Regions from separate parts of the Mus musculus genome. Here region 1 is linked to region 2. Evidence: chromatin contacts called from ENCODE Hi-C data. All regions are on one chromosome and are shown on one strand. The core of a region is the stretch at or near the end of the contact, and the rest is flanking DNA. Distances in the headings are between cores, read along the strand shown.

Region 1 (5,280 bases), core at 2,220-4,719, 120 kb after region 2:
ATTGTAGTAAGACCAGGGAAACAGAGAACTGTAACAGGGGGATGTGGTACAAAGAGAGTGTGTGAGGGTGGGGGATGTCTGTTAAGTGGCAGAGCTGGACTGATCCTTCTGAAGTCTCTCTTGAGTATCTCAGAGCAGAGGAGATGGAGACCCTTGGGCAGCTGGGAGAAGCATAATCAGAGATCCCACATTTGACTTGGACTGGTGGCCCAGAAACAGTCTTAAGTATCCCAGCATCGGTACCAAGGAAACACAGGAGGGCAGTCATGTGAGGGCTATGAAGTCATCAACATCTCTGATGGAACCACTTGAATGTGGCAGCAAAGCAGATCCCCCAGGGCAGCAGCTGGGCATGCTGCTCACAGGGACTGTGACAGTCATACCCTTGTGTGTATGAGTGTGCATGAACTTGTCTGCAGAGGGTATGTGCGACTGAGTGTGAACATATCTGAAGTGTGCCCATGGGAGGGGGCGGGGTTAGTGTGAGAGTGTGTGGGATGGGGGGCTGAGTGCGGGGAGCTATGGGGATGTATAGGGGCTGGAGGCGTGTTTGGCTTAGATACAGCCTTCCTGTGGAACTGAAGGCGAGGCTGAGGCAGGGCCACAATACCTCAGTCACATACCCCAAACTCCCCAAACTAGGTCCTCTTGCTTTGTGCCACTATGCACCTGGGCTTTTCAGAACTCACAGTGGCAGGAGGTAAAAGTGACAAATCCAGGCTGTGGAAAGAGGGGGGAATCCTCAGCACCCAGGGGTTCCAGGAAGAAGATGACTTGGAGAATGAAGTTATTTATCCAGGAATCTGTCTTCCCAAAACTGTCTTGGAGATAAATGTGACATTCAATGAAGCTTGCAGGACAAGTCATCTATTGTTGCACTAATTCAAGTTGGATAAATCAAATTCTTAATTTTATCAATGAGATAATTAAATACCCTCACACAGGTAAGCTATCATTTATAAAGTAAATGCATTTGTCTGTCTCTTGTGGAGTTCATGTGTCCAACAGAACAAATCAAAGCCCCAAGGAAATCAAAGTTCCTTAACAAAAGGCTATGACTTCAGGACTTCCTAAACTATGACTTCCTTGAAAAGAGTCTACCTCACGGAGGCAATGGCTGACTCCCCTTGGGACAGAAATGTTCAGTGGGTGGTCTCCTCCCTCACCTGAAGGGAGCTTCTGGTCCCAGGATGTAGTTTTGTCCTCTTAGTGGCTCAATGCCTCCATGACACCAGACATCAGAACTACATGTGGAATCTTTTCGGCATTGCCCCAGCAACCAGAGCCTTCCTGCCCCAATGGAGCAAAGGGTTAGGATTTGTTTTGCTCCTGTCCTTTTGGATGACAATAGCCAATAGCAGTCTGGATGTCCTTCTGTGACATCTTGGTGCCAGTGTGGCCGGACTGGACCTCTGTTCTGCCACGTTTTTGTAGAATACAAGAATCCCCAGGTCTCTGAAAGCTCCAGCTTTCTTCCCCCAACCCATCCGCCCATCCTGCCAATAAGGGGATGAATCTTAAGGCCCTTGTCAACGTTCCTGGAGTCATCAAACATACTTGAGAATTAACACTGTCCTGGTTTTTGTCTCAGCCCAGTGGGAGATAAACGGGAATGGCCAGCTTGGTGTCCATGGATGTGGAGAGGGTGGAAAGATAGAAAGGTACTTGAGGAAGAATCCACGTAGAAAGGAGTCTGTCGAGGGACTTACGTTCATTTTATTGACTGATCATGCATAACCACCCGGTGATAAGTGTCAGCCTATGGTCTTAATGTTCCTCCTAGGTCAGAGCCATCAGAGGTTGGCCTCAGATGGTTGCAGCAGCACCCAAGCAAGATGGCAGATGTGATGGGTGTCTGGAGTGTGTTCTGTAGAGCTGTAGACTAGGCATGGGAGGTTACCAATGCTCTTGGGAGATGGGCTAGACATTGGTGCAGATTTCTGTTGTTTAAACTCCAAGAGGGGTTGACTTGGCCCAGGGCAGATTGGAGAGGAAGAGCAAAAGCCAAAGGCAGAGTCAGGGCCAACTGAGGGAGGAACTTGTCCAAGAAGTCAAGTAGAATTAGTCTAATTGGGTATAGGTGAGGGAGGAGCCAGGAACATGTCTACCACAGGTTCAACCACAGGATGTCTCAGGCAGAGTGGGACTGGGCGCGCATATATTCCCAGTATCAGGAAGGGGTGACATTCTAAAGCAGCTGACCACTAGCAGATCCCAGATCACTGGAGCTATGATGATCAATGATGACTGCCACCTTGATAGGAGCAAGAATCACACAGGAGTCAAGCCTGTGGGGGTGTCTGTGAGAGACTTTTCCAGGTTGGGTTAATTAAGATAGGAGATCATCTAGCATAAATGTGGGTGGCACCATCCCACAGACTGGGGTCTTGCACTGAATTAAACAGAGACAGCCAGCTGTTGGCATCCCTTGCTCTTGGCTTCCTAACTGGTTACAATGTGACCAGCTGTCTTTCTGATCCTTGTTGCGCTGTATCTCCTCATACTGTGAGCCTTGCTCTTGGCTTCCTAACTGGTTACAATGTGACCAGCTGTCTTTCTGATCCTGGTTGCGCTGTATCTCCTCATACTGTGAGCCAAAGCCAACAGCCACTTCTTCCTAAAGTTGCTTTGGTCAGGTATTTTGTTACATCCAGAAAAGCAACATGGAAGGAAGGGCTCTCTTTCCAGGACTGCATTTTCTCGCCTTCTCTGCTCCACCAGCTGTGCGCCCTGGTGTGTCTGCACCCCCAGCGCCTGCCAGTGTCTTTAGCTCATTTCCTCTGCTTGGGTTTTTTCTCTTTAATCTGCATACTCTTTTCTCGTTTCTTTTTATAAAAGGAAGCCTGACATTCATTTAGCTCTTTCATAACGTTTCAGGGAACTGAGACGAACTCTGTGTCTTATAATTAGGACTCTGGGCAATTTTAGGAAGAAATAACCACATCTTCCCAAACTCTTTATAAAACTTCCTGGGAAAATGTGACCGTGCTGTTTGGAAGGCAGAGCAGCCTCCTTCCCAACTCCATGCAGGCCCCATTTGGGGGCCTTGGTGGCACCTTGCATGCCATCTCTCTGTGATCTCTGCTGAAACAGGAACATCCAGCCTCCAGTCTGGAACAGCCCCCAGACAGTGCTGAAGGCTGGCTAAGACAGTGGCAAAGAGCTGGGGGAGCATTAGGGACATTTGTCCCTTTCCTTCGCCCTGGGTGACCCTACATCTGAAGCTCTCTGGAATGTAGTTTATCAGGCCTTAGAGCTGAGAAATACACCCTGATGGTCTCTGGCAAGTCTGCACCCCAATCCTCCTTGCTGGAGGAGACCTCACCCTTTAGGGGTGTGCTAAGCAAATCTTCAAGTTGGCATGGGTGTGTGTGTGTGTGTGTGTGTGTGTGTGTGTGTGTGTGTGTGCATACCTCACTACTCTCAGGCTCAAGCCTCCATACAGCTTGGATGTTTGCTTCTGCGGAAGTACCTGTCCCACTTTGGGTGCATCTCACTAGAATTCCCTATGGAAGTATACACAGGGTACATGAGCCTCTCATTACAGTGATTATATAATCCCTGTGTTGTGGACTATGTTAGGCTAGGTAGCCAGGGAGCCATAGGGAGCTGGCCTGGAGCAATAGTGAAGCCAAGAAGTGTCCAAACCCCAGAATTCTCATCCTAATGTTGGCAAGAATAGGACTGCTTCCTTCCCCCTGCCCAGTATCTCCACCTTCGCCTGTCAGAAGTCACTGTAGCCGGTAACCAGGTTAAATTTCTTCTCCCTTTATAGGGTCATGTCCAGCAGCACCTGAGATCCCTCTTTATGCAAATAAGGCATCCTCAGCATCCTGGCATAGGCCAACAATGTACACTTACCCCTCCATGGTTTAAATAGCCTTTATTCCCCCTCCCTTTATTCCCCCCACCCATTGAAATGAGCTGTCTCTCTGAAGCCTGTCTCCCTGACAGACTGTTTTTACAGGGCTCACTTGTCACCTGAGGTGTCCATCCCCCAGTCACTTTCTGCAGTTCACCCTCTCAGGATCCACCGCTTTAAGGGCATAACAGCTATATGGCTTACAGGCCTAGGCCTGGCTGTATCCTCTTCAGAGATCAAGTCTTTGAGAACCTTGGCATTGGCCCCTTACTGGCTCCCTCTTTGGAGGTGCCTGAAGTTTGTTTTCTGGTTCTAGCCTATGTCTCCTCCCAAGAGCTTTGGGGACTCTGTGTGGTTGACAACACCTTGAATTTGATTTCCCAATCAGGCCTATGTGGACCACTGATGTCTGGGACTGACTGGGTCCTTGGCATGTCTTCACACTGTCTACTCCCGGGGAACTAGGGACTTCTGGGTTTACTGAGTCAGCTGTAAGTACCTGCAAGGCTGCCCAAAGCTGTTTAACCTTAGGAAGAGAGCCGAACTCTCAGCATTTCCCAATGGCATGGCAGGTACACAGGCAAGGACATCCTCTGGGTTTCACTGGGCAGCCCAGTCAGAGCTGAGTCTGTAGAAATCCTGATCGCCCCAGCTCCACTAGCACTGACCCTTCCTCCCCTGACTCCCCCACCCCACTCCTGTGAGGAATAGAGTGCCCAGCCCCAGGGCAAATCAGAAGGCCACCTTCTCACTTCTTTTGCCCTCTGAGGTAGGAAAAGGAGTTTGTGGATAAATATGGCCTGGCTTCTGACATGGCTCTGTAGGGTGGCTGGGGAGACTCCACACTCACTGGAACTCAGCTCACTCAGAAATGAAAGCCTGGGACTTCAGGTGTGTGTGCAAATGTGAGTGTGTGATAGAATGTGTCAGTGTGTGTGGGAGTGAGCAACAGTGTGAACACATGAAGGACACAAATGTGACAAAGCACAGCTGGTGTGTGTGTGTGTGAGTGTGTATGTGTGTGTACATGCACAGCCATGCATGTACAAGTATTGCTGCCTATCTGTATTAGTTGAGCACCTGAAGCCAAGGAAGGGTTTGTGCCTGTGGAGTTGGCCTTTCAGATGAAGATGTCTGCTGAGGTGCCCTCTTGTCCCTAAGATGTTCTCTCCTCTGCCCTCTGGCCCCCAGGAAGTTGTTCCCACTTCCCTGCACTTCCTGATCAGGAGGAGGAGGAAGAGGAGGAGGAGGAGGAGGAGGTGGAGGTGGAGGTCTGTGGTGCTCCCTCAGCATAAGCAGTCCCCCTTGGACTCCATGAATCACTCCTATGTCACCGAAAGCTAACTGCCTCCTATGCTGAGAGCTTCAGGCTGTCAGGAATCTGAGAAGGACAATGATGAGGCTGACGTTGTGGTTGG
Region 2 (5,312 bases), core at 1,142-3,641:
GAAATTTTCTTCTGCTCTGGCAATTAGGACGGCACAAAGTCGCCTTTCCTTTGGTGCCACCCCCAACATCAAAGGATTGGAATTCAAAGCCGTTCATGCTGCATTGAAACCTCACAATGAGGCTGGAAAATGGAAGTCGATTACTGGGCAAAAATATGCAGTAGTTAAAAGGAAAGAGTTCTAACGAAATTAAGCTGCAGCAGCCCCACGACGTGTGGAAACTTCCAGCACCAGAGCTCTTCTGGTAAACATCAAGAGGGACATCCTCCTAACACAGGTTTGAAAGCAAAGTCAAGCTAGGAGCCAGGAGCCCCAGGAAGATAGAGTGCTATGTTCTCTTGCCCACCTCACCAGCAGCAGCCCCTAGCTTCTGAGAAGGTGCCATCTGGGGGCTTTATATGTTGCACAGCTCTCTGATGTTGCTAACCACAGACATTCTTGCTAGGGCTGCTTAGGTCACATCTGTCCTTGGTCTCTAGGCTATCCAGGCCCCGTCTGCAGTTCACAGTCATTCTTCTCCCCCACAGGGCTCCCAGATACCCTGTAAGCAGCCTGCAGACCCCTAAAGGGGGCAGTGTTACCTCTGCCTTCTAGCAAACCCAGCCTCTTCTGGGTGATTACTGCTCTTCAGGAAGGCATTTGATCTTTAAAAGAAAAGCCAGAACACAGAAAACCATAGAAGTCTTACAGTGTGTCGGGTGTGTGTTTTTAAAGCATGAAAATACTTCCCTCCCACACAAACGGGGAGTTCTTCTGGGGAAAGATGCCACAGATCCCGAGGAGTGGCAGATCTGGGAAAGCGGATGGGTCTTAAAAATAGACAATTGAACCTAGACTAGAGCTGCAAAGCTACCTGGGGGAAAAAAATGAGAATTTTTAACTAAATCTCACATATTTTTTGATATCCAAAACTCCATCCTGATGAAACTTCTAACTGGGTGGCATTTTGCATTTCCAATTATAATGGAGTAATTGTGTTGCCATAGTGACTGCAAAATTCTGCAATAACTTTTGCTGCCTTGTAACTGCTATAGTGTATATTTGTGTACAAGCAGCTGAGTTTTCTTAATTCAACCTCCTTGCCTCTCCACAAGCACTACACCTACCTACACCACCACCACCACCATCACCTTCTTTCTGGGTGGATTTTGAAACCACTACACTAGCTTTCATCAAGCCGGTCCTGAAATAATGCACGGAATTATCAGAAGCAATTAAAACTCCTGGCAACCTCGATCATATCACGGAGGAAAAACCGAAACCAGGTCAAGGTGCAAGCCGCCAGCATCCCCCTAGCCCCAAAGTGCGACAGGGCCATGGCTGTTTACACGTTAATACTCGCAGGCCTTAAATGCTTAGGTGGTTTGTGGGAACAGACAGAAAAGCCTGAGCAGAGAAAAGCAGGGAGGCAAAGTGACTACACAGGCCTTTCCTTCCTCCCCGGGCAGGCAGAGTGGCTCTCGGAAAGCAATTAGGTAGGTCTCTACAGTAATGCAATTAGGATTTAGTTAAGAAAGTCATTAGTTCTAAAATAACTTAAGTTTAATTTCTGCGACGCTTTATTTGAAAATCGTGTCACAGCAGGTCAATTTACAGCATGCAATAACCAAAACACTGCTATCAGCGGCTGCAAGTTATTAACAAATTCTCGGTGTGCATTAAAGGAGAACACGGGTTCCACACCCGGCCTTTCCGACCGACTCCCGCTGTGTGAGCTACAAGCTGTGCCTTCGGAACCCTCGCTCAGGGTGGACACCGGTCGTCTCCGGGGCTAGCGCAGCTCCTCGCCAGCCCAGCGACGGTCCGGGCCCGGCCGCGGCCCCCGCCCCGCCGCCCGCCGCCGCCGAGGGGCGTTTTCTGCAAACTCACAGGCTGACAAAGTTACATAAACGCCCCGGCCCCCGCCCCCGCGCGCCCACCTGCCCGCCCGCCGGCGCAGGCCGCTCTCCCGCCCGCCAGCCCGCGGCGCAGGGCCCCGAGGCCTCGGCGGGGCCGGGCGTCCACCTGCCGCCAGCAACCGGGCGGCGCGGACAATGACGGCCGGTGGCTTACCGCGGCGGCGGCGGGCCGCGTCTAGCCCTGCTCCGGCGCTCCGAGCCGCATCTCCTCAGCCTGCGCCGCCGCCGGCGGGCGGGCGGGCTCGGGCGGCGACGGCGACAGCAGCCGCGTTGAGCGGGCCGGGCGTGAGGCGGCGCGGCGGCGGCGGCGCGAGCAGGCGCGCGGGCTCGGGCTCGGGCGGCGGCGGGGATGGTGCTCCGCGGCAGCGGCCCCACAACCTCCCCTCCTCATTCACAAAAAATTGACCCACGTTGAACCATGATGCTGCTCCCCCTCGAGCGCAGAGCCGCGCGGGGATAGGCCGCGCCCTACGCCCGTCAGGCGCCCCAGCCCCGCCCCTCCCGTCGGCGGCCCACCAGCCATTGGCTACAACGGCTTTGCGTCACCTCCCCCCGTGGGCGCCGCCCCCTGCCTGGTTTCTAATGAAGAAAGCGTCAATTACGGCTCGGCCCCGCCTCCAAGAATTCAGCCGCCCTTCCATTGGTCCGAGAGTCCTAAGTCCGCCCCACAATAGCCCAACAGCCAGCCCCGCTTCGCGGGCGCTGCGAAGGGGCTCCGCCTTCGTCCGCCCTTCTCAAAAGTTCCAAACCCCATTGGCTCCCAGCATTGTCAATTCTAATGAGCGGGGCGTACCGAAGACTCTCCAGGCGCCCGCTCTGAGAGCTTTTGCTGTTTTAGAAAGAGCAGGGAGCTGGTGCGCGAACTGATTGAAGCCGTGGACAGACCTCCTTGGCAGCCCGCGGCGCTGCCCGGGTCAATACAGTGTGCCTGAGCGCCTGTCTCATGCTCTAAGGGGGCGCGGAAGAGCACAGACTAAGGCGAGGGCCCGGCCGGGCCTGGCGGCAACCTCCATCTTAGGCAAGGCACAGATCACGTGGGCTGCGTGCGGGGGACGCCGAGCCCAGAGGGAGTGCGCAGGCGCGGCGGGCCCCGCCCTGCCCCGGGGCAGGCGCGCCGCTTGGGGGTGCGGCTGTGACTGTGGGGCCTTGCGTGGCCGTGGGAACTGGGGGTTCTGGGACCGCTGCTGTTGCGGAGGTGTATTCTTGGTTCGCCGCCACGGCGTCCCGGTTTGTTGGGACCACCCCTTCTCTGAGGTTCTTCTAGACCTGGGCCAAGCGCCTATAATTGGCGTTCACGAATGTGGATGGGCGTGAAAGGCCATCCTTCTGGCTCCCTTGGGTCCATTTCCTTTCATCAGGAGAGTAGTGCAATTTCTCATCCTGTGTCCATGATATTTCCAGAATCCCACATCCAAAACGAAGACAAGAGCATCTGGTCCACCCTACATGGCCTGACCTAGGATGCTGACCTATTTACTAGGCCTTGCCTGATAGGAGTTGAGTAGAGATTTAATAGCATTTTTGTTCCATGACTGGGGGAAAATTGAAGGTAAAACAATTCGCAAGAAGCAATAGATTCTTTTCATTATCTCAAGGTAATACTGAGTTAGAAAGCTTCATTCACTGGGAGAAATTCATACTCTAGGATAGCTCAGCTGTGAAGCCAAGGGATGAATTGTGGAATAGAAAAGAGCAGAAGAAAATGACCGCACTTAGGAGTGCTAGTGCAGCTGCTTATAGAAAAGTACACTACCAAATTTACATACAAAATAATGCAGGATCTGCAGCCTGCTAACATTTAGATGAAACATGAAGTTCAGAAGTACTTGAAAGGATAAAGACATGCAATAATCACAGATTTGGTGAGTACTGAGTAAAGACAACCCTAAACAAAAGTGCCATGAGAAAGTGCTGGAATATAATCTTAGATGCAGTTACTCTGAAATGATATGGTTCGGTTCCAGGGTCGGGGGAGTATTGCTCTGTGCTGATTAGACCTCACAGAATTGTGATTGGTACATAGAAAAAGCTCTAGCAGCAAACAAAGAGTAGGGGAAGGGCACCCCAGTACCACCAGGGTTTCTATAGGGCTTTACAGAGTCCCATTCTCAGACAGAGGCTTGGTGTTAGAAACCAGGAGATCAGAAATAAAAACAGACCTCTAATACAAAAACACCCAAGAATTAGTAGAAGCCCACCAATTAAAAATTAAACACAAAACCTTAGGAAGAACAACAATATCAACCAGCCAGACCCCACCCCCCAGAGCTTCCAGGAAGTAAGCCACCAACCAAGGAGTACACATGGCTCCAGCTTCATTTGTAGCAGAGGACGGCCTTGTCATGCATCAATGGTCCTATGAAGGCTGGATAGATGCCCCAGTGTAGGAGAATCGAGGGTGGGGAGGTGGGAGTGGATGGGTAGGTGGAGGAACACCCTCATAGAAAAAGGGGGAGGGGGGGTAGGATAGAAAGTTTCTGGGAGGGGGAAAACCAGGAAAGGGGATAATGTTTGAAATATAAAGAAAATATCCAATAAAAAAAGGGGGGGTGGATTTAAACACAAAAACTACTTTCCGACTAAAGATAGAGCACACCTGACTGGCACAAACAAGACTTCGTTTCCTCCCCAATATGGAGAGAGGTCAGGCTCAGCCAAATGGGCACGCCTATAATCCCAGGATCTCAGAACTTGGAAGTAGAACCAGTCTAAGCTGGGTGGTAAGATACATGCTCAAGACTCTGGGTTTGATCACTAGCCACCTAGAAAGGAAAAAACTTACAGACATACTAACAGCAGCAGTGAATGTGCACTGAGTATGTGGGTTAAACACATGACTTTAGAACACATAGCAGAAAATTCCCAGTTGTATCAACCAGAGAATACTGTAAATACCTAAGTATAGCTTCAAAAGCAACTGAGAGTGGCATGATTGAAAAGATGAGCAGGTAAGAACAGTCAAGAAGAAGAATGAAGGTAAAATTGCTCCCAGAAAATGAATAGACTTTGGGGTGGAAATTGATGGACCTGTCTGTCCCATCTGTCACTGGTGAGCAGCCTTCTGAGCCAAGGCCTAGGACGGACCAGTTGTTAGTTATTTGTAATATTAATCCTCTAGAGACTTAAAAAGTAATGAAGATGGCTTTTCAAGTCAGTGGAAAAAGAAGATGGAATGCAAACTGCTAATAATTTGAAAATAATGAATTTCTATCTCATGAAGAAGAGAAATACCTAAGCATTTAAAAAATACTTTAAAAAAAACTGTTAATGGGCATATCTGTCAGGCATATCATTAACAATCATAAAAGAAAGTACTGAACACTTGGCTTCATTGAAAATGGTTAACATAATAAGCAGAGAAATAGACTAACCCTGGTTGTGAAATACCCAAGAATACTACTCAGCATTATAAAA

Evidence for each region. Hi-C counts contacts between places; a loop is a spot of excess contacts on that map.
Region 1: a loop to region 2 is called in a map of left cerebral cortex, with 5 times the contacts of the local background. The contact joins the enhancer-like site here to the promoter of Hdac4 in region 2. A Hi-C loop is called at or near these places in 1 of 37 maps with a recorded cell type or tissue (left cerebral cortex).

What each region holds. Positions count from the first base shown.
Region 1 is chr1:92,296,503-92,301,782 of GRCm38, forward strand. No RefSeq gene overlaps it. Among named protein-coding and RNA genes, the nearest start is that of Gm35992, 80 kb to the right of the region's middle. Within about 2 kb of position 3,470, at least 1 of the 3 ENCODE cell types and tissues checked has a DNase peak (open chromatin) inside an H3K27ac peak, as active enhancers do; it is left cerebral cortex, where a contact is called at or near this core.
Region 2 is chr1:92,177,950-92,183,261 of GRCm38, forward strand. Hdac4 (histone deacetylase 4) reads right to left here and starts at 2,392. Exons shown (of 27, transcript NM_207225.2): 1 at 2,309-2,392.